Regions from separate parts of the Homo sapiens genome. Here all the other regions are linked to region 1. Evidence: chromatin loops called from intact Hi-C (ENCODE). Cell type or tissue: HCT116. All regions are shown on one strand. Region 1 has its middle 61 kb from the start of TRIM2. Region 2 overlaps TMEM131L (transmembrane 131 like). Region 3 holds the start of TRIM2 (tripartite motif containing 2). Region 4 overlaps TRIM2 (tripartite motif containing 2). Region 5 overlaps RNF175 (ring finger protein 175). Region 6 has its middle 41 kb from the start of TLR2. Region 7 has its middle 33 kb from the start of TMEM131L.

Region 1 (4,000 bases):
TTTTTTTAAAGACAGGGTTTCCCTATGTTGCCCAGGCTGGTCTCAAACTCCTGGGCTCAAGCCATCCTCCCACCTCAGCCTCCCAAAGTCCTGGAATTATAGGCACGAACCACTGTGCCTGGCCTCCCTGTTGCTCCTGACTCTAAGGCCATGCTCTCCTCAGCCTTTTATTAGGTGCCACGTGGGGACTTAATTCCTGCTTTGATTGGCAATCCTGGTGGCCTTTGGTACGGCAGTGCTTCTCATTCTCAACCTGAAGGCCCAGCTGCCCCCAGCCCACAGTCCTGGCTTTTCCCTGGGTGGTGCAGTATGAGAGCCTAAGCATTAGAACCACACAGCCTGGTTCAAAGAGTGGCCACACCACTGCTCTGTGACCCTGGGCAAGTCCTCCTGTCTCCCCATCTGTAAAATAGGAATAAGATACCTGCCTACTAGAGTGTGGGGCAGCTCAAAAAAAAAGACATGCATAGAGGAGCTGGGTAGGTGCTTGCAAAAATCCCAGTTCCCCTTGCGGAACCAGCCAGCCAGTGACAGACCACACTGCTGTTCAAATACTTTTCTTTCTTTTCCTCTTTCTTTCTTTCTGTTTTCTTTCTTTCTCTTTCTTTCTCCTTCTTTCCTTCTTTCTCTTTCTTTCTTTCTTTTTCTTTCTTTCTTCTTTTCCTTCCTTCCTTCCCTCCCTCCCTCCCTCCCTTCATTCCTTCCTTCCTACCTTCCCTCCCTCCCTCCCTCCCTCCTCCCTTCCCTTCCCTTCCCTTTCTTTCTTTTTTTTTTTTGCTTTAACAGAGTCTTGCTCTGTAGTCCACACTGGAGCGCAGTGATACATCTCAGCTCACTGAAACCTCTGCCTCCTGGGTTCAAGTGATTCTTCTGCCTCAGCCTCCAGAGTAGCTGGGATTACAGGCATGTGCTACCATGCCCGGCTAATATGTATTTTTAGTAGAGACAGGGTTTTGCCATGTTGGCCAGGCTAGTCTCGGAATCCTGACCTCAGGTGATCCACCCGCCTTGGCCTCCCAAAGTGCCGGGATTACAGGCATGAACCACCATGCCCAGCCTCTTTCTTTCTATTTCAAAAAAAAAATTGTTGACAATATATTAGACCCATGCTATGTGCTTTTGTGCTTCAAGAATGAGAAGGGGCAACATTTTAAGAGAAAGCATGAGACAAGTGCACAGGGAAAACAATGGAGCCCTGTGCACAGGTGTGCAGCCAGCAGCTGCCAGGCAGCCACAGAAATGAAGAGGAGGTGGAAGGGCTCTAGGCTTCTCCAAAGGAGCTGCCTGCTTTGGTCTGCGAAAGGGAGATTTCCGACTGAGGGTGCCCAAGATTTTAACTGATGGGTGGGAAAGCAAAGTGTGAATCTCCAAACCCACAACTTTCCCACTTCTGCAAGGAGTTCTCTCCTCCTCTGTGTCAGCCCTGAGAGACAAAGAGTGGCAGGAATTTCAGGGCAGGTGGAGGGTGGTTCATTTACAGAAAAGAGCTTTCATGATCTCCGGTTGGATTAGGGTAAGGTAGTAATGAATGACTGTTGTTTGGATGAAATACTGGAATGATTTCAACTGTGGTAGACAGGTTTGACTTGAGAAGAGTATGGAGAACTGGTTAAGAACAGACTTGGCCAGCCATGGTGGCTCACGCCTGTAATCCCAGCACTTTGGGAGGCCGAGGCAGGCAGATCACTTGAGTTCAGGAGTTCAAGACCAGCCTGGGCAACATGGCGAAACCCCGTCTCTACTAAAAACACAAAAATTAGCCGGGTGTGTTGACACACACCTGTAATCCCCACTACTCAGTGACTGAGGCACGAGAATTGCTTGAACCTGGGATGCGGAGGTTGCAGTGAGCTGAGATGGCGCCACTGCACTCTAGCCTGGGCAACAGAGGAAGACCTTGTCTCAAAAAATAAATAAATAAAATAAATAAATAAATAAATAAATAAATAAAAATTTTTTAAAAAAATTACAAATGAAAGTGATTTGCACAAAATACAAAAGGAAATTGAAACCAGGCTGGCCTATAAGAGAAAGGTAGTTTATTGACTTAATGGTAACTAAAACTCTAAAGGTAATAATTTCAGGTGACATTTGATCCAGCAGCTCAAAAAATGTCACCAACAGCCTGCCTTCTGTCCTCAATCTGCTTTATATGGTGTTGGCTTTATCCACAGATTCCACAAGGTGGCCCCAGAGGCTGCTCCAGGATCTCGATTACTGGAAAAAGGCTGTAGCTGCTCCAAAATTCACCATTCGGGTAAAAAGGGTGGTCTCTTTTTCAGAGCTACTATAAAATAGGTTTATTCTTCCCAAAAGCCCCGGCAAATGTCCTCCTGGCTTGTTGCCTCTGATTTGGTAGTGCCAGTCTCCAAACCAGTCCATTTGGCTTGGGGCCATGGTGGGTGTGCCCATTGGTTTAAGCCAGCCAGAAACCACTCCAGGCACTTGGGGAGGGTTCAGTCCCACTCAAGCCAAATTCACTCTTGAAATCTGTGTTCTTGTATCCAGGAGAGAATATAGATGCAGGGTATCAAATAGCCAATGTGTACTACATTACATTTTAAGAGAAGCCACCAAATTTATACAATTTGTGCTTACAGATTTCTATACAAAGACAAGAGAAATGCCTGATTCTTGTGTGTGTGTTTTGTTGTTGTTATTTTTTGTTTTGTTTTTTTCCTGTTGATCGATCACAATAACCAGGAAGGATTTTGGCATTTGGCATTTTTGCACCTTGGTTCTGACCTGGAAAGGAGGAGGGTGTGGCATTTATAGATAAGTAACTGAAGACCAAGGTCAAATGAATGGATGATGTAATTCATTCCCTAAACAGAGAAACGTCTGGTGCCTTCCTGGCCTCAGTCCTCTCCGAAGGGGCTGTTGGCTCCAGCCCAAAGGCCTCTGCATTCTTTGGCTTCCATTGATTTCTCACCTGATTCCAATCACATTGCCCTCTGACTAATACTATGTTTTAATGCTTAGACGAATTATGTATGCATTAAAAGGAAAACCTTGGATTTAAGCCTTGAGGTGAAATAGGATGCTTAGTCTGTGGTAACAAAAGAAGACTGGAAATGGAAGGAGATCAGCGAGGTCAGACACAGCAGCCCACAGACGCAGCCCTTGGCTGCTGAATGTCCTCCATCTCAGCCCATATGGTGACACTCTTGAGTGCACACTGGGCATGCAGCCCAGATAAATGCAGCCAGGATAAGTGGTTTCTATAACATAATGGGGTTAAATGAAAGATTTCTAACTCTCCCACTTTCATTTGTGGCTCAGAAAAGATTTTAGTAATGAAATCGAAGGTAATCAGAGATCAGCTGGAGGAAAGATGTATAATCAGATTTTCCAGTGTTCAGATTTGCTCTGGGGGAGGGGTTATGCATTTATTCAACAAATATTTCTTAAAGGCCCAGTATGTGCCAGGTATGGGTACAATGGTGGCCTGTCCACTTGGGTTTACGGTCTAGCACAAGGGAGCTAGGTAATCATCAAATACCTATGCAAGCCCACCTACAGTAAGTGCTATCGGTTAAAATATAGACATATTTAGGCATGTTAAGAAAGTCTCACGTGAATTTTGTGAATTAAATGTGTAGAGAAACTCCCAATATAGAGCATCTTAAACTGCTGAATGAAGTATTTAAAAAAGACTGTTTTGCCAATTTTGTTGTTATAATTTACATACAATGAAATTCGCTGATTTTAACTGTACAATTCAATGAGTATTGACAAATGTATAGAGTCCTGTCACTGCCACCACATCATGACATAGCACACGTCCATCACTCCTGAAGTTCCCTTGTACCCCTTTACAGCCAGTCCCTTCCCGCTACCTTCTGACCCCAGGCATCCACTGATCTGCCTCCTGTTTCGCTTTTTCTAAAATTTCCTATAAATTAAATCATATGTAGTCTGTCATGTAACATGGTGCTTCTGAGATTTCTTCTTGTGATGCATGTCAGGAGTCTGTGTATTTCTCTTGGTAAGTAGTATT
Region 2 (4,000 bases), 430 kb after region 1:
AACTCAGCTGAGCCTGCTGTTATGCAGGAAACACTAAATTAGGAGTGTGGTTATAGAATCTGAGTGTTATGTGGAAGGCACCCAAGATAGCTCTCATTTTATACAAGATCATTTGCCATGTGCATAATACTGTGTGTGGGGGCCACCTGCTGGAGCAGTCAGATGGCTTATACAGAATCAGTGTTCCAGATGCATATGTTGGCATAAGAGATTTACTTTTTCTTGTCTTTTTGAGATGGACTCTGTTACCCAGGCTGGAGTGCAATGGTGCAGTTGCAGCTCCGCCTCCCGGGTTCAAGCAATTCCCCAGCTTCAGCCTCCCGAGAAGCTGAGATTACAGGCGTGTGCCACCATGCCCAGCAAATTTTTGTATTTTTACTAGAGACAGGGTTTCACCATGTTGGACAGGCTGGTCTCAAATTCTTGACCTCGAGTGATCCGCCCTCCTTGGCCTCCCAAAGTGCCGAGATTACAGGTGTGAGCCACTGCGCCCGGCCGAGATTTACTTTTATAATGACTTCTAATATTTAGCATTCAAAATTGTGAAAGGGGAGAAAGATGTCTGAGAAATACAGAATCTAAGATTGGGATTTGTCTAAGTAATTCTTTCATATTTCATAAGTTGTAGTCCTTAAATAAAAAGGTTTCATGTGGTTATTACCAGGAACATCAAGCCTCTTGTTCATTCTGTCTGGATTAATATAGATTCTCAAATATATTTATTTATTAGGCTGTGCTTTACTCTTGTTGATAAGACATCAGAATGACTTAATACTTTAAGTCTGTTATTTCCTTTCCTGTTTAATTGCACACAGTCCCCCCAAATCACACCCTTCTTGTGGCCCAGGGCACCAGCAATTCCTTAGCAAGTGAAGGGAGATGATTCCTTTCTCTCTAGTATCCAGTTCCCTAAATTCATACTTCTTCACCACAAAACTGTGGAAATACATGACATACAAAAGGAGTTTTAACATTTCTATTTTCTTGACCTTTGCATTTTATCTTGGTATGGTTTTCTAATATATATCCCTGTGTTGATGGATTTTTAGGCCTTTAGGTACCTAGGAGAAACAGATTTGATCTATTTTAATTTGTTAAAAAAGTACTGACTGCAGTTGAAAAACCTGATTTTTTTTTCTGTTTTTCTACTACCTAGCCCCAAGATCTTTGATAAGTCTCTTAACCCCTCCAAGCCACAATTTCCCCCATCTTCTAAAAGGGGATAATACTTTATATGAAATAATATGAAATATATAAACTATATTAATACTTTCAATGAAGACTACTTAAGAAAAAGTTGTTTATAGAGTTACTTTTTCTTTTTTCTATAAAATATCTGATCTGATTTGTTAAAGGAGTATGGGAGGTTTCAAAACTAGAGAATTACGTTTTTATTTGTTTTTCCTGTCTAATCAGCCCAGGCTCACTCTGGATGAGGGCGTGTCCTGTTGTCACACAGTGTGCTCAGTTGGGGACAGTTGGGGAACTTGTAACCCTAGTATGTGGTTGCCCCCTGGCTAACATTTTGGTTAGAGTTTCTTTTTTATCAAGTTAATATTGCTATTGTTTTGTTCTTTTTTTTTTTTTGAGATGAAGTCTCACGCTGTTGCCCAGGTTGGAGTGCAGTGGCCCGATCTCGGCTCACTGCAAGCTCTGCCTCCCAGGTTCACGCCATTCTCCTGCCTCAGCCTCCCGAGTAGCTGGGACTACAGGCGCCCGCCACCATGCCCGGCTGATTTTTTGTATTTTTTAGTAGAGACAGGGTTTCACCATGTTAGCCAGGATGGTCTTGATCTCCTGACCTCGTGATCTGCCTGCCTCGGCCTCCCAGAGTGCTGGGATTACAGGCGTTGGCCACCGCGCCCGGCCCAATTGTTTTGTTCTTTTGAGAAAGATATGGACTTGAAACTTTTTCTTTTAGAAAAATTAGCATACTTCTGAAGGGCAGTTTGGAGGTGCTAGAACTCCCCCTTGTGGGATTCTGAAATATGTCCTACAACAAAAGAAACAAAATAGTGATTTTTAAAATGCCTCTCGCTAATAGAAGAATCTTAATTAAAATGGCAAGTTATAAATATATCCGTCCAGAGATTTACTAAGAATGACAAAATATTAGGCTTTAAATCATAGCAAATTACTCTGCGAAATAGGGTTGTTAATTGTGTCAAAAACTGTTAATATGAGTGTGAACTTTTAACATCTTTTCATTTGAAGAAATATTGTAGGGTAGAGAATTGCCTTGTCAGGTTAAGACCTTAACATAGTTAAATTGTTGTAGATTTCTTAAAAAAAAAAAAAAAACTTATAAATGTGTACTTTAAAAGTGTGTTAATATGATTTTTTTCTTTAAACATTTTTTGAAAGTTTCAGATCAGAAATACACACTGTTAGGTTTTTATTCTTTTATTTTGTAGGCACCGTTTACTATTTTCTGTTTCTTGCCCTTTTCAAGCTTCTCTTGCCCTTTTCAAGCTGATTCCCTAGCATCTGTGGCTGTATGCCCACCTCTATCCACTCATCAGCTGTTTATTGAGTGCTGATGAAGTGATAGGCATTGTGCATTCGAAGCACGAGATGCTTAGAATCTCCTGGCGTAGGTAGACCTTGACCATGTTGTTGTGAGAAGTGTTACAAAAGGTCAGGTAGAAGTTGCTGTGGTGTCTGAGAGGGTATTTAAGCCAGGACATGAAGCATAAATCAGATTTAGCTAGGTGGAGAGGTGGGTGGGTTGGAGGAGTGGGTGCAAGGCAAAGGGACAGAAAATTCAAAGGTGTTGAGGCAAGCAGAGCAGAAACGAGACCAGTGAGGTTGGAGCATGCGCAGGGAGGTCGAGACTAGGCAGGTGCCGGAGTTTTATAGCGACAGCAGAGGATTTGGGACTTTTGCCAAGTGAGAAGTCTTTGAAGAGTTTTAAGCAAATAGTGGCATGACCAGATTTGTATATGGGTAAATTCACTCTTGGTGCAGTGTGGAGAATGGAGTGGAAAGGGCAGAGGTGGATGCAGGGAGACTAAGAGGAAGTTACTGCACCATCATTTTTTTGTGTAGTTTTGTGGTGTTAGAGTATTTATTTTGACTTTGTAGGCTGTACAGTCTCTGTTGCAAGTACTCAACTCTGCTATCATAGCACGAAGGCAATAGTAGACAGTCCATAAAGGAACGGGCATGGCTGTGTTCCAATAAAACTTTGCTGACAAAAATAAGCAGCAAACTGGATTTAACCTGTGGGCATAGTTTGCTAACCCCTGATATCTGGGGTATTTATTAAGAAAGAGGAGAAGTGAGTGGGTTTAAGGGCTCATGAAGGAGGTACAATCAGTATGACTTGGTTATGGATTTGTTTGAGGAGAGTATGAGAAGCTGAAGTGAAAGGGGTTTTCAGGTTTCTGGCTTAAACAACTGGATAAATAATGATAGGGTTGATGAATAATGGTGCTAAGATGAGGCACACAGCAAAGGTGGCCAGGTTGGGGTGTGTGAAGATTCAGGTGGATGCCCAGTCACTGGTTGGACATATAGGTATGGAGAGGACTAAGCTAGGGGAATCGATGTGGGAGGGTTCAGCATGCCAACAAGCTCCCCTGGGAGAGAGTGAAGAGGGCATAGGCAGCATCCAGCATAACTCAGTGTCTGATGGTTAAAGGAGCAACAGCTGGCAGAGGAACCAGAGAGAAAGAAAAACCGAGAGGGACAAGTGGTTCAGGCTGTAACAGGACAGGGGGCTGGTGGCAGCAGGGAGAGTGGTGAACAAAAGGAGAAGTTTCTGTTGGATTTGGCCGTGTGAGGATCATTTGTAACCTTAGTTAAAGCAGTTTCAGAGCTGGGCATGGTAGTGCACGCTTGTAGTCCCAGCTACTCAGGAGGCTGAGGTGGGAGGATCGCTTGAGGCCAGGAGTTTGAGGCTGCATTGCGCTATGATTGTGCCTGTGAATTGCCACTGTGCTTCAGCCTGGGCAGTATAACAAGTATTTTATTTTTTTTTGAGACGGAGTTTCACTCT
Region 3 (4,000 bases), 63 kb after region 1:
TGTGCCAATCAAACAAGTGTTTGCTCTGTAGATGAGGTGAGTGCTCCTGATCAGATAGTATATTCAATAAAATAAGCATGTCATCAAACTAACTTTCTTGGCCTTTGTTCTTTGGTTGAAAAACTCCCGTTGACCTCATGAATACCACATTTATTAACCCCGGAAGACAACAGATAGCTAATGCAACATAAATATCTGTGGCTTTAAAAATACATATTATTATGTGTGCAGTCTACAAACACTTTCCTGAAATTGGTCTTCTGTGGGCAGTGATTTAAACTTTTCAACTTGGACGCTTTTCCTACTGGGGGCTGTAAAGATGATAACTCAGCCCTTACTCTTCAGTGTTTCTCATTCCCGTCTCCCCTACTTCGGAATGAAACACAATATCTTAAGCAAACAGAGCCCAAAGAGGCTGATCATTGGCTCTCATTGTCCCCTGATACTGTAGCCCCGCCCCTTTGGCTTGTGCTGACTAGCTGTTTATATTTTAGTAAGGGCCACCCTTTAACTCGGCAGCTTGATGACTATAATGGGCCCAGTTGTCTGCGGGCTGCGGGGAGCTAAGTCCCCAGATTGGAGGAGGCTGGCTCTGGTCTTCGATGCACAGGAGTGGCCGTTATGGAACGCAGGTAAGGACGCTTCTCAATGTGGGATAATTCTTTTTCTGGGCCAGCTGGTTAATCCGGGGCTGGGAGAAACAAGTTGTGATTGGGTTGCTACTTTTTCCTGGTTTTAATTTTTTCCCTGCAGAAGAGGGAAGGAAAAGACTGGGATTTGCTGACAAAGCTCACAGTGAGCTCTGTTAATCCAGGCAGGAAGGGAGTAAGGAAGCAAAAAATCGAGGGAGAGACACAGCTGGATTTGACACCAAAGCAACATGAATGTGGCAAAGCATAAGGCCAGTTCCAGTGATGTTGTGAGACTCAAATGCTGTTTTATTTCCTAACATAGGTAGTCACAGTCAGGAGCTTAGCTGGGCCTCTCCGGGGTTTCTGTAAGCCAGCTGCTAGCCGATGTAACTCAGTCGACCCCATTTGAAAGGACCTAATATCTGCTAGTATTTTCAAAGGGCAAACTGTAGTAGTCTTGCATGTTATAAATAGGTCTATTCAGAAATGTGGGAACAGTTTAGAGCAGACAGGAGACTGTAAAGTTTTACTGCCCCATAAAAGTGCTCAAAGGGTACTATGTCCCTCTGCCGTGCGACTGTGGAATGAAGAAATAGCCCCAGGTGAATAGAGCGTTTGTCCTTGACTACCCAAGTGAGAAGTCAGCAGAGCCTGGGGACGCCATGTGAGTCGGGGGTGAAGCCTGATGTGGGCTCAGCCAGCCACACCTCGGGGTGCTTGCTGGTTTCCGGGGTGTGAATGGGTGAGGGTGGAAAACCACTCAGGCACCGGTCTTTGGTGCCTGCTTTATCTCTTGGCTGGCCCATTCGGTGCTCAGTGAGGCACCTGTCGTAGCTCACGGGGTGCGCAAAGGGCAAGGAAAGGGTTGTGCTGTCATTGCGACCTGTAAGGTGGGGAGGGGGCTACAACATCTCGAGTCCTGGGAGTTGCTTTAGAAAGTCCTCCTCCTCCTGCTGAAAAAAAGAATCACCTACGGCAGCTTTGATCAGATAAGTTTCTGGTGAGCCCCGTGGTGTGGAGTCAGTGAACTTGCGGTTTGTGTTTGTTATCGACAGGAGCCTGATAAAATGAAAAGGTGAGGTTTAATTTTTACATAAAGCTAGAGGTGAACCATGGGACTTTAATACATTTAATGCTTTGAAAGTCTCCCCACCTCTCCAAATTCCCTCAACTTGTATCTATTATCTAGGTACACCTTGTTTAAAGCCACCATGCTGTTTGCGGATCCTGGAGGTATTAAGTCAGAATACAAAGGGTGTTTTTCAAATGAATTTGACGCCAAGCAACATGAATGCTTGAACCCATTGTATGAAAACAGGCAGTCTCTAAGTGAGGCCAGGTTCTCCTGGTGCGGTCCTAGAGCCCTGGAGAGGGATGAGTCACCCCACGAGGAGGTCCTGACAAGGAATGGAAATTCTGACTCTGCCAGTGAACTTTTGACTCTCCCAGGTGGGGTGGAGGCTCCAAAGGGAAAGGACAGGTGTGCATCATTCACCCTCCAGGCCCACCGCAGGCCTCACAAATCCCATTTGGTCAGGTCAATGCATTCTCACCTTCCCACCTAAGTAGGTGTCCCACAGTTTAACTCAATTCTGACACTAACTGCAGTGAGTGCAGACCCTGAGGTTTAAGGGCTCAGTCCTACCAGGCTGCCCCGACCTCAGAGGCCAGTTGCAGGCTGAAGGTTGTCACTTGTGCTTCTGACTAGCTGGCTATCCATGAGAAGTTCTCACGATCCTTCCTCAGGTAGATTACAAGCTGTGTAACTTTGTCTAACTTTGTGCTGTAAGTCAGAGATTGACTTCTTGGGGTCACTGTTTTGTTAGCATAGCTCACGGAACTCAGGGAGACACTTAATTCCATTTACCAGTTTATTATAAAGGGTATTACAAAGGATACAGTTGAATGAATACATACAGCCAGGTGAAGAGATGGCTAGGGAGGGTCTTGGAGCTTTCATGTCCTCTCCGGGCGCCACTCTCCCAGCGTCTCCATGTGTTCAGCTATCCAGAAGCCCTCCAGACCCGCTCCTTTGGGTTTTTATGGAGGCCTCATTACAAAGGCATGATTGATCAAACCATTGGCCATCGGTGATTGAGTCAACCTCCTGCCCCTCTTTGCTCCCTGGAAACAGGGTCAGGGGGTGTGTATGGGTGGAGTAGGGAGAAAGGGGCTGAAAGTTCCAACTCTCTAATCACTTGCTTGGTTCCCCTGGCAACCAGCCCCCTCCAGAGGCAATCTGGGAGCCCTCAGTCGTCAATCATCTCATTAGCATACAAAAAGGCTCTTTATCACTTTGTACATTCCAAGGGGTTTTCTTTCTTTCTTTTTTAAATTTGAGACAGGGTCTTGCTCCGTCACCCAGGCTGGAGTGCAGTGGCATGATCATGGCTCACTGCAGCCTTGACCCCTTGGGCTCAAGCGATCCTCCAGATCCTCCCGCCTCAGCCTACCAAAGTGCTGGGATTACAGGTGCATGCCCCCATGCCCAGCCAATTGCAAGGATTTTAAGAACTATGTGCCAGGAAGCAGAGACAAGACCAAATATATATTTCTTATTATAAATCACAATATCACACCTTCCTCATGATTCACACTTCAGGTCACTTACTCACTGTGTAACTCTGTGCAAGTTCCCTAACCTCTCTGTGCCCCAGTTCCCTTATCTGTAAAATTCGCTAAATTCCAGGAAGGGCCAGCCACACTGGTAGGCCTATGCGGTGCGGTGGCCGATGGGGGACAGACGACACACAGAGGCAGAAGCCAAAGAACACGGGTTTAAAAACAAGGGGTTAAGAGCAAGAGCTTTGATTCAGACGAACCTGGAGTCCAGCCTCACTTTCGTTGTTTTACTTATATGTTATTGGGCAAGTTACCAAATCTCCCTAAGTCTGTATTCCTTCAGCCAAATAATGGGATGACAATCTGTTTCACTGGATGATTGTGAGGTTTAAATGTGGTCATGCATCAAAGTTCCTTATACAGCACTCAGTGCACAGCAAATATTCAGTGAATATTAATTATTTTATTATGACTGCTACCAGCATCTAACGACAGTCCTAAATACCATCTAAGTTTACCAAATGTCTCTCTGATTTACTGGTGACATTGGATAAAGGAAATGCTAAGAGAATGCAGTGCAGTGGAAAGAAGGGCGGGCTGGACATCAGCGTTCTGGTCTCCATCCGGGACTGGCCAGCAGGTGGCTCTGGAAAAGGGAGTCCCTCAGGGTCACGGTTTTCTATCTGTCCTGAGGCATGATCTTCAAAGTCCATTCTAGCTTCTGTCTATGACTTTAGATCTGACAGAAATCTCCCCGGAGGAACTCATGAGCCGTAAGTTAAACATGGTTTGAAATCACCCTTGAG
Region 4 (4,000 bases), 180 kb after region 1:
TTACAGGCGTGAGCCACCACGCCTGGCCGCATTATGCCTTATATATTTCCCTGTCCAGCCTACTAGAGGCTTCTATTTCTGTTGATAACATGAGTTTTAACTCAGATCAACACATTGCCATCCCAGCTTATTACTGTTTGGCCATCTGCAAATCGTAACTTCCTTGAGCTTCAATAGCCTTGTTTTTAAAATTTTGATTTAAAAAAGATCTATCTTGGCCAGGCGCAGTGGCTCAGCCTGTAATCCCAGCACTTTGGGAGGCCGAGGCGGGCGGATCACAAGGTCAGGAGATCGAGACCATCCTGGCTAACACGGTGAAACCCCGTCTCTACTAAAAATACAAAAAAATTAGCCGGCCGTGGTGGCGTGCACCTGTAGTCCCAGCTGCTGGGGAGGCTGAGACAGCAGAATGGTGTGAACCCCGGGAGGCGGAGCTTGCAGTGAGCCAAGATCGTGCCACTGCACTCCAGCCTGGGCGACAAAGCAAGACTCTGTCTCAAAAAGAAAAAAAAAAAAAAAGATCTATCTTGCCTGGGCATGGTGGCTCATGCCTGCAATCCCAGCACTTTGGGAAGCTGAAGCAGGAGGATTGCTTGAGCCCAGGAGTTCAAGACCAGCCTGGGAAACATGGCAAGACCCTGCCTCTACAAAAAATAAAATTAGCCAGGTGTGGTTGCACAGGCCTGTAGTCCCAGCCACTTGGGAGGCTGAGGTGGGAGGATTGCTTGAGCCCAGAAGTTAGAGGCTGCAGTCACCCGTGACTACACCTGTGCACTGCAGCCTAGGTGACAGAGTAAGACCCTGTCTCAAAAGAAAAAAAAGACCTATCTCATAGGATTTAAGCAAAGACTAAATGAGATTTTATGTGCCACATACAAAATAAGGATCTAAGAAATGAATGTTCTTTTCCATGCCGCTAGTAACCCTGTCCAAAAAATGAAGTCTTGTTTGGTCAGCTGTGATCTGGGCTTCATGTCCTCATGCAGGCACCTGGTGGTCATCACTTTGTCTAGGAGTTTGGAGATGCTGCTTTTCATAATCCAATCTGGAATTCTAAAGATTACTCAAAGTGTACTTATTGGTTTCTTTCTGGAAGAATTTCTGTTTTCCTTTTTAAAGTCTTCAGACTGCTGTAGTCCCCTCATTGTTTTAATGAAATGAGTTACGTAATTGTGAAACTCTCAGATTTGAGCCTCTGTTTTGTGTGAGGCAGCATCTTGTCAATTTTGGAGACTGAAAAACTGTCATTTTTTATTCCATAATATTGCATGCAATTCTTCAATCACCCTTGAATTTTTGGTTTCACTAGAAATTTAATGGCTCTGTATGATGACCACATATATATAAAAATCTCCTGCCTTTCTGTAGCTCTAACTTCTTCCCCCTTTTTTGCATTTTAATAATTGTATATGTGGTAAGACATACCCAAATATGACAAGTTTAATGTGAATATTTATATCTTGAATATCTTGAAAATGTTTATATAGTTTGGAGGCAACCCATTTGTTTATGTTTTATACTCTAGCAAAACCGTGATCTGTCTTTGTAAATTCAGAAGCTAATACTAAAATAGGTTCACTTACGGAGACAGGAGTTTTATGTCTAAGGAAGAAGGGCTCTCTAAGCATTTTTTGTTCAGTGGTTCAATAGTCTATCTGTAATAGACACTCTTAGAAGAACTGGGTTCTTAGAGTTGGAATATTAAAGGTAATAATGAGAATAAACTCTAAAGAACACTCATGCCCCCTAGAGGATTGGGGGAGTGGAGGTGGTGTAGTTTCAGCAATACCCTCTTCTATGATAGGTGTTGATCAAAACCCAAAGGGTAAAAGGATAGCATGTAAAAACACTTTAGGACCCTCACAGGAGTTCATCCAAGTGGAATATCCACAGGTATAGACAGAGATACTTATTTTCTTCTTTTTCTTCTTTGGTGGGACTCAGTAAAATTAAACAAGTGCTGAGAAAGACACACGTTTAACACCAGTGTAGACTCTTTGTATTTATTCCTAGTAGTTCCAGAGATGTAACATCTTATCTCCTTTTCTTTTATTCACCAATTTATTAGCCCTAATTTTTATTTCTCTCTGCCTCCTCTGAATTTATTCTATCTTCCCCACTGCCTCCTATCTTCCAGCCCATCTAGAAACCTTTTCTATCCAAACAAATGGAAACACCTCTGGCCACCTTACTCTAAAATATCTCATCTCTTTCCTGTTCAATTTAAGGAACTATTTGTTGAGTTAAATACCCTGATTAAACCATTCCAAAGGCAGGGTTAAAATATTTTTGCTGGGCCGGGCACAGTGGCTCACATCTGTAATCCCAGCACCTTGGGAGGCCGCAGCGGGCAAATCACCTGAGGTCAGGAGTTCAAGACCAGCCTGGCCAACATGGTGAAATCCCATCTCTACTAAAAACACAAAAAATTATCTGGGCATGGTGATGGGCGCCTGTAATCCCAGCTACTCGGGAGGCTGAGGCAGGAGGATCACTTGAACCCGGGAGGCAGAGGTTGCAATGAGCTGAGATTGCGCCATTGCACTCCAGCCTGGGCAACAAGAGCAAAACTCTGTCTCAAAAAAAAAATATATATATATATTTTTTGTTGTTTACTATTCTGTTTAAGATGGGGTTGACACAATCAGGGAAATGCAGGGATTCTTACCTTTCACTTGGTTGAATCCAGTGCAGCTAAACTAGGAGTGATGAAGGGAAGTGTAAAGAAATTTTGGTTCAATGTTTAAGTTATTCTTTCAGATCTGCCCTAGTTGTCACTACATGATAGAATGGAAGTAACCCTTTATTTTCTCTTTTTATTCTAGATAATTATCCATTTGATATTATTTGGTTGAGTCATCTAAGCAACTACAAGTGTTCATAATGTTAGGTAGTAATGACATTCTTGTTTTAATCATCGAAGTGCCTTCTCTCCCTTTTGATCTCTGCTGACTTACCCTCCATTTAGACATGAAACAACAAATGCCATTTCTTTACCCACCATTGTGTTATAGCCTCTTTGATCTTTGGGCTAGATTGGAGAATCAGAATCAAATTTACACAGCAGTTCCTCTTGCCAAGAAAACCACTGTTTCTTTCCTAAGTAATTGTGTTCCTTTGCTCTAAAGAGATGAAATCTGAATCTTCATCATTTATAAACTTAGAAGAATAAAAGGAGCATATAAAGTCTAAAGTCCCCATCATGCAAAGTCCCATCCTGCTACTAGAAAATTTAAAAATACATATGTGGTTCACATTATATTTCTATCAGACAGCACTAATATAGAGAGATAAAATAAGAAGGCTAAAGCATAACCTATGAGAATATAACTTTTTGGGTTTTCTAAGATATAGACGCTGATTTCTCACTTTTCCTTCCAGAAGTCTATGTACATACATGCACACATATAACACATGTGGACTCAGACTACACTCATTGTTCCTTACCTTAATTTGTTTAATAGCATGTCTGAGAGTTTTTGTTGTTGTTGTTGTTTTCGAGACAGAGTCTCGCTCTGTCACCCAGGCTGGAGTGAGGTGGCGCGACCTTGGCTAACTGCAACCTTCATCTCCCAGGTTCAAGTGATTCTCCTGCCTCAGCCTCCTGAGTAGCTGGAATTATAGGCACCCACCACCACACCCAGCTAATTTTTGTATTTTTAGTAGAGATGGGGTTTCACCACCTTGGCCAACTGGTCTCGAACTCCTGACCTCAAGTTATCCACCCACCTCGGCCTCCCAAAGTGCTGGGATTACAGGTGTGAGCCACCGCGCCCGGCGAAGAGTTCTTTCATAAAAACACATAGATCTGCTTCCCTCCAACACGTCAAGCCTGGGTGCCAGGGAGAACTGTGGTTCTTATAGTTTCCCTGACTTAACATACATTCCTTCCTGCTGTTTCCTCACCTGGGGTGGTCCTTCGCCTTCCTTGTCTGCTGTGGCGTCATCAAGTTTTCACTTCACATGCATTCTGAGATGGCCTAATTGAATTCTCCCAAGT
Region 5 (4,000 bases), 610 kb after region 1:
TCATCTCATGGCAGAAGGTGAGAGGGCAAGAGAGAATGAGAGAGAAAATGGGTCCACATTCATGTTTTTATAATAAACCCACTCCCACAATAATTAATGGCATTAATCCATTCACAAGGGCAGAGCCCTTATGGCCAAATCGCCTCTTATTAGGCCCCACCTCCCAGCACTGTTGCATTGGGGATTAAATCTCCAACACAAGAACTTTGGGGGATACATTCAAACCATAGCAGACACCCTAAACCATTTCTTTTGGCTATTCTAATCCTCCTTTTCCTGGACTGTTGGCAGAAGTTGTTCATGCATGAAGGGAAAACTGGTTTACTTAAACCAGGGTTTTTCAGTCTTGGCACCATTGACATTTTAGGCCAGATAATTTTTGTTGTGGGGAGCTGTTCTGCATTGGAGGATGTTTACCAGCATCCCTGGCCTCTATCCACCAGGTGCCAGTTGCAACTCCCCTCCCCCTTTTCACCCCCCACAAGTCTTGACAGTCAAAAATGTTTCCAGACATTGCCAAATGTCTCCTGGGAGTGAAATTGCACTTGGTTGAGAACCACTGACTTAAACCAAGGCAGTTCCTTCAAAGTGCTAACCAAGGGAGAACATGTCCTGGAAAAAAACAGTCAAGCTGATACAAGCTGGAGCAGGCTCCCAGCAGCCACGGGGATGACTCACATTGTAGGATCGGCCATGCCTCTGTCTCCACTGAACCAGCACTATCTGGGCAATGACCAGAACGCAGAGGAAGATCAAGATCATTTCCACGTGCATGGAATCGTGGCCCCGGTGCATCTTGTACATCCTCTCCTGCTGCAGGCTGGAACCAGCAAAATGAGGTCATCTGAAAAAGCCCTCAACCTTGCGCATTTAGCAAAAAAAACAAAAAACAAAAAACAAAAAAACAAAAAACAGGTTTGGCTTACAAAAAGCAACAGGGGATTTCAAATATAAGGGTTGGTAAGCTTTGATTGTAAAGTTTTTCTAAGTTTTTCTTGGTTTCTTCCCTTTCCCTAGATCTGGAGAAGGAGCAGCTGGGAGGAGGAGCCTGACTTTCTTAGCAAAACCAGTTCCTTTGCTTTCCCATGTGGTTGGCCTCAGCCTTGTCTTTTAAGTTAAGTGATGGGGCTAAAAAAAGTAATGAGCCCCAGGAAGACCTGGGGTCCAGTCCCTGATCTGCCACTTCATTGCCTCACAACCTTGGGGAAGTCATTTATCCTCTCTGAGCCTCAGTTTCCTCATTTGCAAATTTCAAATAACCATCCTTCTGTAACTGACAAGGTTGTTGTAAGACTATAAAGCACATGTTATTTTATTTGTGTCTATATAAGGAATAATTATTATTGAGCTGCATCATATGAAACTTCAATTTTTGAAAGTCAAAAACAGTCAAACGTTGGTAATTTTAAATCATTTGCTACTATTTCAAGTAAAAGGAAACCCTGCAGATGGTGCTTATGCCAGAGGAGAGAATATTATCCAGGGGGCAATGGAAAGCTTCTGAATGAGTTGTATAAATTGTTACAGGACTATAATAGAGAGAAAGAATAGGCTTAAGTATTATCTTAGACATGCACAGACATTCCCATGATGGCTGAATGTTCCCATTTTAGCTGGATGCTTAGTTTTGCACAATTGTAGAGAAAATCAACAAAATAGTTTGTCATCTCTTTTAACGTTCTGGGGTAGCCTCGATGAAAACCTAGAGCAGTCGTTCTTGACCTTGTCTGTAAGTTAGGAAACACTGGGAAGCTTTAAAAAAATCTTAACCCCCCATATCCAGATCAATTAGATGACCATTTCTGGGTGTTGGGGGCTGAATTTCACCCTCTCAAAATTCATACACTGATGTCCTAATCCCCTGTACTTCAACATGCCAACCAAAACCTGCCAGCACCTTAATCTTGGACTTTCAGCCTCCAGAACTGTGAGAAAATAAATTTCTGATTTTTAAGCCACCTATTCTGTGGTATTTTGTTATGGTATTCCTAGCAAATTAATACAGATTTGCAGAATGGGATGTGACATCAGGAATTTTTCAGGCATCCCATGTGATTTTAAGGGGCAGCCAAGATTGAGAACCACAAGCCTAGCAGAAGAGAAAGAGGCCCAGGGTCAAGATGAGTGAACATGGGGAAAAATCATGAATGCTGTCAGTTACTTTCTAAATACTGGTTATCATTATCTTTCATCCCTAGTGTGGCACCATCAGTCACAAAATCTCTTAAGTTTCCACTTACGTCTAGTTACAATATGCAGTTAGCTAATGTACCACCCAGAAAACACCACAGGGTAACAGTCTGTGCCGTGAGATAGTGACCTTTTAAAGGCACTTGATGGGTATGTGGGTTGGGTTCTCTCCCTCTGCCAGCATTTCTACAGCTACTCCAAAGAGCAGTGAATGCCTCAGAAAAGGGTCTCATCCAAATCCCAAGGGTGCCCCCTGCTGGAAAAGGTGTAGAAATCAGCCCACAGAGCCCAGTAAATACTGCTCAAGTTCAGTTTCTTTGAGAGGGATTCTCAGAATGTCAGTGCTGGAAGTTACCATAGATGGAATGAATCTCCCTCATTTATCAAATGACGAAGATGAAATCCATATCAGGTAAGCAACTTGAATAAAATTACGTGGCTCTTAGTCTCTCTATTGGAAGCTGAGCTCAGGAGACAGGAATGATTTCTAGAAGCTCATTTAAACAAACAAGCAAAAAAACAAACTTGTTCCCCTGAAGATATGGGAAGAAAAATGAAAAGAATACAAGTGCTTAGTTGTGGTTTATACAGCTCCAAATCTAAAATAGCTGTTTAATATTCTATATAATTAACAGACTTTGAACTTACGGCATATAGATAAAAGAGTGACTTCATCATCAGTCTAAAATAGGATTTGCATAGATATAAAATAAAATATGCTTTATGAGATTAATCTATTAATCTGTTATATGAGATTAATCTATAATAAAAATGCATCTCAAATTGGTTAGCCTATGTTGAAGTACTTTGAAAAGTATATATTGGTGTACAAATGTAGTAAGTATTTTCCTTTTTGAGTAGGAATATATCCAAAATTGACTCCTGTAATACAAAAAAGGAGGAGCTTTTCATTCTTATTTCACTTCATGTGGTGCTCACAGGGCCCAATGGCCCTACAGTATGCACCAGAACACAGGGGCAATGGTATAGGAACAAAACCAGTGTATCTTGTGCCTAAAATAAATAGTAACTTGACACAGCCATATTTTGAAGGATATATTAATCCACCTTTGTGGGACTGCATGATCTTTTTCTACAGATCATGCTGTAGAAAACAGATGAAATCCATGCATTTTGGTCTGTAGTATTTGTGTATCCTACCCCATCTTCTCTATCCTGGAAAATTTACAAATAAAATGATGACTTCATTCATTTTCTCAACTGTTAAGATAAAAATCTAATTTTTAGCAAAACAACTCTTAAAAAATACTAATTACTTACTTCCATGTGTCTTCTGCAGAAAGCTTTGTATGAGAGAGCTGAAAAACATAAAAAGGGCCCTTATCAAAAAATGTCCTTATTTTCTTGGTTTTTCTGTGAAAGCAATATATGGGAAACCCAGACCATGAAAAATAACAATGTCACATAGTATTTGAATAATTTGGGATAAAAGTCCTAGTAAAATAATTTGCTTACAGAACTAAAACAACACAAACAAAAAAAGAGTAATCAGGTCACTATTAATAAATATTTGATCCTGTTCCTGGATCAGAGAATCAGATGAGGCTCCATTTCTGTGGTTTTGTTTTGGCAAATCAGTCAAAGTTACAGAGAGTGGTCTCCCAATAGGCCATGCTACTCTGGCTTCTAGGATATGAAGTGTGAGTCTGAGCATCCCTAAAAACCATCTGTTTTGCTGGTATCTTAAATGATTGCAGTGAGTAAATATCTCCAATGTCAGTGAGTAAATATCATTTCCAAGTTCAAAGTTTCAGAGACAGAGCTGAGCAGAGGCTCCGTTGATTTGGAG
Region 6 (4,000 bases), 500 kb after region 1:
TGAAGGAAAAAGTATGGGGAAGGATACAATTACCCAGTGGTTAAAGAAACGAGTCGTTTTTTCTGAGACAGAGTCTCACTCTGTTGCCCAGGGTGGAGTGTAGTGGTGTGATCATGGCTCACTGCAGCCTCCAACTCCTGGGCTTAAGTGATCTTCCCATCTCAGCCTCCCAAGTAGCTGGGATTACAGGTGCAAGCCATCACGTCCGGCTAATTTTTTATTTCTGTATTTTTTGTAGAGACGGGGTTTTGCCATGTTGCCAGGCTGGTCTTGAACTCCTGGGCTCAAGTGATCTGCCCTCCTCACCCTCTCAGAGTGTTGGGATTACGGGCGTGAGCCACCTTGCCCGGCCAGAAGTGAGTTTTAATTACTAGAGAATATTTCAATTATCCTATGGTTGTGAGACGAAGTACCACAGGCAAAGACAGGACTACAGTCCTTACAATGTGAACTTTCACACACCAGTCACCATGTATAGACATCCACGTGATGATTATTACACACTGGATTATGCTCATGCTGGGGGAAATGAGAACCACCTGAGTAATAAAGGAGGCGGGGAGAAAAACCACTGCTGGTTTCTAGAACTTTCCATTTTAGTAGAGGCTCCATTAAACAGCATATTCTTTGGGGCCAGGCTGCCTGGATTCTAACTCCAGCTTCACCACATACTTAACCTCTCCGTGCCTCAGTTTCCTCTTCTGTAAAACGGGGATGATAATAGCAACATACCTCATGCAGTTGTGAAGTTTAATGAATTAGCGTTTGGATGGTGTTTGGCACATAGCACCCCTAATTGACTACTCTTATTGAAACTGACCAAATTTTCCCACAAGCGGGGTGCCCATAGAACTGAAGCTTGAGAACTTACAGTGAAACGCACTGCTACCTGCTGACCGACTCCTCTTCCTTACCCCTCTCTAATTCCCATTTCCCCACAGTGGTTACAATGAGACACTAGACTCCTCATTCAACTGTCTGCTCCCTTGCCCCGCCTGTTTTCCTTCCTTGCTATATAAATCCTTAACTTTAGGCTTGGGGAAGGAACGGATTGGAGGTTTGGCTTCTGTTTCTTCGGCTGACATCACCCGTAATGCAATAAAGGCTTCTTCCCTGGCAACGCTTGTCATCTTAGCGATTGCCTCTCTGGTGAGCAATGGGGCCTAGACTGAACTGGTGTTTCGGTAACATTATTGTTCCATAAAATTGCTATGGTCAATTTAAATGAAAGAACATGAAACAACAGGAAAAATATAAAATTGGGCCTCAGTACTGGTGGGGGCAAGTGAGGCAGGCACTTTTATACATTGTGGGATGGGATTATAAATTGGTTGGCCATATATGTCATGCACCTTAAGAACTTCCAGGAAGTAACTTCTAAGGAAAATAGCAAAAGATATGCACAACAATTAGGTATTAGTGTTTTTTTAAATGCATTCATTATTGTAACTAACTTTCTCCCAAAATAGATTTATAGCATTTAATAATTAAAACACATACAACCAAAACATTGGGTAGATATAAACATATTTAAAAAATTACTAGTAAGTATGAAAATCAAAAACACAATTCCTAAGGTGGTGTTTTATTTTCCCTCCATTACTGGCTCTTTCCCCATTTGGAAGCTTCCTTCATGTTTTTTGAAGCTGAGCAAGGATGACATGACTCATGTCATGTATATTATACAATGTAAAGAACAAAACTGGCTGTGCGGTAGCTCACACCTATAATTCCAGTGATTTGGGAGGCCATGGTGGGAGGATAACTTGAGGCCAGGAGTTTGAGACCAGTCTGGGCAACAAAGTGAGACCCTATCTCTTTAAAAAAAAAAAAAAAAAAAAAAAGGAAACTAAAACAAGGCCACATTGATACATTGATTGGGCACTCTGGACAGAAAAAAAGTGATTGTACTGATGTGTAATTGATAGGTATGCTTGATAAAAAAAAAAAAGGATTCCATTTTTCATGACTTTTTAATGCGCTACATGATTCTGTGCATGACTTTCAGAGCACAATGATCATGTCTACTTGATTTCCTTCAAAAATTAAAAGAAAAATCTTTTACTTGAGAGGGTGAGGTGGGAGGATTGCTTGAGGCCAGGAGTTGGAGACCAGCCTGGGCAACATAGGGAGACTTTGTCTCTACAAAAAAATATAAATAAAAAATAAAAAGAGAAAGCTCCTAAGACTTCACTCAGTAGGTTATCCTACTAAAATAACTGGTTACTGATGGTTTCATGCAGTTCACAAAATTAACTGATGATTTTAGTTGCAGCTTTTATCTTCCTGACTTCTGCCACTCATGTCTCTGCTTTCACTTCCTGTATCCGCAATCTGACTGTGATATGTGATTATTAAAGGTATAGTCTATGTTGCCCCCTAGTGATTAATATGAACATAGGAAAAGTCCTGTAGACTTGCTCAGCTATTCAGAGCTGTGGATATGCTTCTTATCATGCAGAATCTACCTACTACTTTCCATCATTTTATTGTTTAAGTCCTTTAATAGCGTCAATTTTTACATTTTATTATGTTATTACACAAGTCCAAGCTAAACTGTTTATTCTATATAAAAGACAAGCAAAAACCAAGAAAACATTATAATCAATAAAATATTATCAAACAAGAAAAAGAAATACACCTCCTTTTAAAATTTATTTCTAACTCTATTTTTGTGGAGTGCTTTTAACCAGAGAAATAATTAACCTAAATGCATGGTCTATTAAAAGTTAATCGACCAGGCATGGTGGCTCACGCTTGTAATTCCAGCACTTTGGGAGGCTAAGGCGGGCAGATCACTTGAGGTCAGGAGTTTGAGACCCTCCTGGACAACATAGTGAAACCTCGTCTGTACTAAAATACAAAACTTAGCTGGCTGTGGTGGTGCATGCCTGTAATCCCAGCTACTCGGGAAGCTGAAGCAGGAGAATTGCTTCAACCCGGAAGGCAGAGGTTGCAGTTGGCCAAGATTGCGCCATTGCACTCCAGCTTGGGTGACAGAGTGAGACTCCATCTCAAAAAAAAAAGAAAAGAAAAGAAAAAATCACTTTTCTTACTTTAGTATTTCCTGAATATAAAGAATGACAGGCAGGATTGAATACCTTGTGAAAAAGTCTGAGATAATGCACAGTGATGCTGTCTATGTATTAAGTCTTGTGAGGCCTTCATCTATAAGTTTTTCCTTACCCCTTTGGTGGGCCCCCTCAGCCCAGCTTTTTTTTTTTTTAAAGGACAGGGTCTCACTCTGTTGCCTAGGCTGGAGTGCAGCAGCACAATTTTGGCTCACTGCAGACTCAACCTCCAGGGCTCGAGTAATCCTCCCACCTCAGCCTCCCAAGTAGCTGGGATCACAAGAATGTGCCACCACACCCAGCTAATTCCTTATTTCTTATAGAGACAGAGTCTTACTATATTGCCTAGGCTGGTCTCAAATTCCTGGGCTCAAGTGATCTTCCCACCTCAGCCTCTGAGTAGCTAGGACTACAGGCATGCACCACCATACTCGGCTAATTTTTGTATTCTTACTGTAGAGACATGGGGTCTCACTTTGTTGCCTAGGTTGGTCTTGAACTCCTGGGCTCGAGTGATTCTCCTGCCTTGGCCTCCCAAAGTGCTGGGATTACAGGCTTGAGCTATGTGCCCAACCTCCTTTGATTTTTTGTTTTTCTTCTGTTTGCTTTACTCATAGGAAAAAACATATACATTTATAAATCCTGATTCAAAGACTACTTTTGTGTGAGGGTATTGAGTTTGCTTTTTTTTCTCCTTTCATCTAGGTCATGTGGCCTTTGGGAGATATGTGTGTGTGTGAGGGGTAGGATGTGTGTTTAATTTTTTAAATTTATATTTTGGTGCTGTATGTTGTGAAAGATTTGCTCATAGTGGATCAATGAACCATCTTTTCTAGGCAGTTTTGTTGAAAATGAAGGTTTCTCTTTGATTTCAAGAATGACCAAATTAAAAAACAAAAACAAGGTATTAATTTTCTATTGCTACCATA
Region 7 (4,000 bases), 290 kb after region 1:
AAACCAGCCTGGCCAACATGGCGAAACCTTGTCTCTACTAAAAATACAAAAATCAGCTGGGTATGGTGGCATACGCCCATAATCCCAGCTACTCAGGAGGCTGATGCACGAGAATCACTTCAACCCGGGAAAGCAGAGGTTGCAGTGAGCCGAGATCGTGCTGCCGTACTCCAGTCTCGGTGACAAAGTGAGACTCCATGTCAAAAAGAAAAAATAAATAAATAAATAAATAATTAAGTCCAGCCGCCGTGGTTTACACCTGTAATCCCAGCACTTTGGGAGGCCAAGGCAGGCAGATCACAAGGTCAAGAGACTGAGACCATCCTGGCCAACATGATGAAACCCCGTCTCTACTAAAAATGCCAAAATTAGCTGGGCGTGGTAGCACGCGCCTGTAGTCCCAGCTACTTGAGAGGCTGAGGCAGGAGAATCACTTAAACCCAGGGGGCAGAGGTTGCAGTGAGCCAAGATCATGCCACTGCACTCCAGCCTGGGTGACAGAGCAAGACTGCGTCTCAAAAAAACAAAACAAAACAAAACACAGAAAATGCAAGCCAGGCATAGTGGTTCACACCTGTAATCCCAGCACTTTAGGAGGCTGAGGCAGGAGGATTGCTTGAGCCCAGGAGTTCGAGACCAGCCTTGGCAACATAATAAAACCCTGTCTTTACAAAAAAAAAAAAAAAAAATTAGCTGAGCATGGTAGCATGGGCTTGTAGTCCCAGCTACTGGGGGTGCTGAGGAAGGAGGGTCACTTGAGCCCAAGAGGTTGAGGCTGTGGTGACCAAGAACCTGTCTCGAACAAGCAAGCAAAAAAGAAAAACAAAGTGCAGAAATAAACTTTAGTGTAGCATGTCCAGGCAATTCTACACACTTTGGAATAGCGGGGTGTGAATGAATGAGGGTTAACCATGCCACCACCCTATAATGAAAAGATACAGGAGGGGTGGGTTTTCAGTCCAAGTCAGAGTCATTTAAACAGAGTCAACTGAGATGAGGCTTAGAAGCTCATGTAGGGGATAGGTTTGGAATTTTTTTTTTTTTTTTTTTGAGACAGAGTCTCACTGTATCACCTAGGCTGGAGTTCAGTGGTATGATGTTGACTCACTGCAACCTCCACTTCCTGGGTTCAGGCGATTCTCCTGCCTTGGCCTCCTGAGTAGCTGGTACTACAAGGGCATACCACTACACCTGGCTAATTTTGTATTTTTTGGTAGAGAAGGGGTTTTACATGTTGGCCAGGCTGGTCTCAAACTCCTGACCTTAGATGATCTGCATACCTCGGCCTCCCAAAGTGCTGGAATTTTTTTATGTTTTTATTTTTATTTATTTTTATTTTTTTGAGCCAGCATCTCACTCTTTCACCCAGGCTGGAATGCTGTGGCACTGGCATGGCTCACTGCAGCCTCCAACTCCTGGGCTCAAGGGATCCTTCCACCTCAGCCTCCCAAGTACATAGGACTACAGGCCAGCTGCACCATGCCTGGCTAATTAAAAAAAAAAAAATTATAGAGACAGAATCTCACTAGGTTGACCGGGCTGGTCTTGAACTCCTGGCCTCAAGCAATTCTCCTGACTCAGCCTCCTGGGTAGCTGGGATTACAGGTATGAGCCACAGGATTGGAATTTTTGACAGGAATTTTTGAAGGCCCTAATGAGGTTTTTGGCTTCAGAGGTAACTTACGCAATAAAGCTCTATTTCATTTTTACTTTTCGAAAAGCCACCGTTGAGGTGAAATGGGGACCCGTAGCTCCAGAGAAACAGCGGGAGGCACAACCTCCTCTGTGAAATTCCTCTGTGAGTAGCCAGAGAGCGCCAGAGAACTCTGGTGGTGGAGAGCAAATGAAAGCAGCCAGAAGGGAAACCGGAAATTCTCGCCCAAGGTCTGTGGTGTGAAAAAGTGCCAAGAATGACCAATGAGAACTGCAAATATGAAGAGTAATACTGAAAGTAGAGCATTGTGTTTGGTATAAAGACAGCCTGCCAATGCCTTTTTTGAAATGGAACTCAAGACATGAAGACAGCCAAGCATGGCGTGCCTGTAGTCCCAGCTACTTGGGAGGTTGAGGTAGGAGGACTGCTTGAGCCCAGGAGTTTGAGGCCACCTTGGGCAACACAGTGAGATCTTGCCTCTAAAAAATAAACAAATGAAAAATAAAGATGTGAAGGCAGAGAAAGTAGCAGTAGCAGGTAGACAAACCCAGGAGAGGTGTCGGGGAGAAATGAAAGGGAAATGACAGGGAAGGAAGAGGAGAAAGCATTACTCCCACGTGGGGATTTCTTATGGGAGGGGAAGTGAAAACCACAGAAATTGAAAGAGGAACTTGGGGACCAGAAGGCTTTATTTCCCAGTGTGCTCCCCAACACCCCTTCCCCAAAAGAAACCATCATGTTTGGGGAAAGGTACAAAGGAAATGTCCTATTTGTGCTTAGACTCTGATTTTGAGACTGGGTAAGTTGCCCTTTCCTTGATAGGGGATTGCCTAGGTTGAAACGGTAGGAGGGAGTGTTCCCAGAGTGGAATGCAGCCCGACTGTGTTCAGAAGAAGCATGAAGGTCCCATTCTACTTTGATACTAATACTTGAAAAAGGAGAAAAAATTACAAACTGCCGCTTTTTATGTGGTATTCATGAGGGAAGGAAAGGGGGTGGGAAAGCAGGAGGAAAGCACCATGTAAATCAAGTCTTCCAAGAACTTATTTTATCAAGCATTTAATCAGCTCTTGCTCAAGGCTAATCATAAAAATAAACTGCGCATTTTTACCTGCTGCAGGCAGCTTGCAAACTGCAGGTGTGTTTCAAGAAAGCCACTGTCAAGTCCCCAGTTGCAATTCAAAAGATATTAACTAAGAGCTAAACCAAATTATGGGTCTTACATTATGTTATAAGAACCAGACATAAATTACCACCCAGTTAAAATATCTAGAAATGAGCCAGCAAATGAACTGTCACCAGATGAAGGCCTACACTTTAAAAAAATGTTTTACTTTGTGGTTAAATATATATGAGTAAAATCTACCATTTTAACCATTTTTAAGTGTGCGGTTCAATGGCATCAAGTACATTCACATTGTGCAGCCATCCCACCATCCATCTCCACAACTATTTTCCTCTTCCCAAACTGAAACTCTGTACCCATTAACAATAACTCCCCATTCCCCCCTCTCCCCAGCCCGTGGCAACCACCATTCTACTTTCTGTCACATGAACTGACTACTGTAGGTACCTCGAATGATTGGAATCATACAGAATTTGGCCCTTGTGATTATTCAATAATGCATAATGTTCACCCATGATGTAGCAGGTGTCAGAATTTCCTTTTTTAGGCTGAATGCGCCTACACTTTTTAAAGGGAGACATGATATTAAAAATCATTTTCTAAAAAAATTGCATATCCACATCATTTTTTTAAAACTGCCACAGCACGGCCGGGCACGGTGGCTCACACCTGTAATCCCAGCACTTTGGGAGGCCGAGGCAGGCAGATCACGAGGTCAGGAGTTTGAGACCAGCCTAGCCAACATGGCGAAACCCCGTCTCTACTAAAAATACAAAAAAAAAAAAAAATCAGCTGGGCTTGGTGGCGGGCTCCTGTAATCCCAGCTACTTGGGAGGCTGAGGCAGGACAATCGCTTGAACCCAGGAAGGTGGAGGTTGCAGTGAGCCGAGATCGCGCCACTTGCACTCCAGCCTGTGTGACAAGAGCAAGACTCCATCTCAAAAAAACAAAACAAAACAAAAAAACTGCCACAGCATTGAATAGGCTTTTTAGCATTCATTAGGTTGCAAAAGGAGGCTGGAGCTGGGCTTCAAGGTAGCATTGTTCAAAGTCCTCTTACTTTCTAGGGTGGGATTTTTGTTGTTGTTGTTGTTGTTGTGTTTCCTTTTGTTTTGTTTTTTGAGAGGGAGTCTCACTCTTGTCGTCCAGGCTGGAGTGCAGTGGTGCGATCTCGGCTCACTGCAACCTCCTCCTCCCGGGTTCAAGCTTCTCCTGCCTCA

The links. Hi-C counts contacts between places; a loop is a spot of excess contacts. Peaks named below come from ENCODE experiments on the same cell type or tissue, not always from the same donor. Only the 100,000 strongest peaks of a DNase experiment are listed, where the experiment ranks them.
Region 2: it touches region 1 in a loop (10-fold over the local background); 70 of 110 quality-filtered maps call a loop at or near these places.
Region 3: it touches region 1 in a loop (4-fold over the local background); 40 of 110 quality-filtered maps call a loop at or near these places.
Region 4: it touches region 1 in a loop (12-fold over the local background); 99 of 110 quality-filtered maps call a loop at or near these places.
Region 5: it touches region 1 in a loop (8-fold over the local background); 22 of 110 quality-filtered maps call a loop at or near these places.
Region 6: it touches region 1 in a loop (12-fold over the local background); 28 of 110 quality-filtered maps call a loop at or near these places.
Region 7: a loop joins it to region 1, with 9 times the contacts of the local background. A loop is called at or near these places in 12 of 110 quality-filtered maps.

Annotation. Positions count from the first base shown.
Region 1 is chr4:153,140,945-153,144,944 of GRCh38, forward strand. No RefSeq gene overlaps it. Among named protein-coding and RNA genes, the nearest start is that of TRIM2, 61 kb to the right of the region's middle. In HCT116, a CTCF peak has its summit at 2,177 (motif pointing right); DNase peaks (open chromatin) are centred at 2,187, 2,417 and 2,887; H3K27ac peaks cover 576 bases.
Region 2 is chr4:153,574,391-153,578,390 of GRCh38, forward strand. All of the region lies in intron 7 of TMEM131L (transmembrane 131 like), which reads left to right. Among named protein-coding and RNA genes, the nearest start is that of TLR2, 110 kb to the right of the region's middle. In HCT116, CTCF peaks have their summits at 170 (motif pointing left) and 1,988 (motif pointing left); DNase peaks (open chromatin) are centred at 161 and 1,951; H3K27ac peaks cover 115 bases.
Region 3 is chr4:153,203,929-153,207,928 of GRCh38, forward strand. It overlaps TRIM2 (tripartite motif containing 2), which reads left to right and starts at 515. Exons shown (of 12, transcript NM_015271.5): 1 at 515-632. The coding sequence starts at 603. RefSeq lists an enhancer at 2,066-2,971. In HCT116, a CTCF peak has its summit at 3,829 (motif pointing right); DNase peaks (open chromatin) are centred at 453, 1,226 and 2,003; H3K4me3 peaks cover 2,480 bases; H3K27ac peaks cover 2,847 bases.
Region 4 is chr4:153,317,152-153,321,151 of GRCh38, forward strand. The region is part of intron 8 of TRIM2 (tripartite motif containing 2); the gene reads left to right. Among named protein-coding and RNA genes, the nearest start is that of MND1, 26 kb to the right of the region's middle. In HCT116, a CTCF peak has its summit at 1,744; a DNase peak (open chromatin) is centred at 1,730.
Region 5 is chr4:153,747,967-153,751,966 of GRCh38, forward strand. RNF175 (ring finger protein 175) reads right to left here. Exons shown (of 9, transcript NM_173662.4): 2 at 3,472-3,509; 3 at 679-820. Among named protein-coding and RNA genes, the nearest start is that of RNF175, 10 kb to the right of the region's middle. RefSeq lists a silencer at 2,211-2,505. In HCT116, a CTCF peak has its summit at 2,452 (motif pointing left); a DNase peak (open chromatin) is centred at 2,415.
Region 6 is chr4:153,641,232-153,645,231 of GRCh38, forward strand. It overlaps the pseudogene LOC100419170. Among named protein-coding and RNA genes, the nearest start is that of TLR2, 41 kb to the right of the region's middle. RefSeq lists a silencer at 2,384-2,453. In HCT116, a CTCF peak has its summit at 2,381 (motif pointing left); a DNase peak (open chromatin) is centred at 2,380.
Region 7 is chr4:153,431,437-153,435,436 of GRCh38, forward strand. No RefSeq gene overlaps it. Among named protein-coding and RNA genes, the nearest start is that of TMEM131L, 33 kb to the right of the region's middle. RefSeq lists an enhancer at 1,723-1,912. In HCT116, a CTCF peak has its summit at 1,815; a DNase peak (open chromatin) is centred at 1,805; H3K4me3 peaks cover 734 bases; H3K27ac peaks cover 1,439 bases.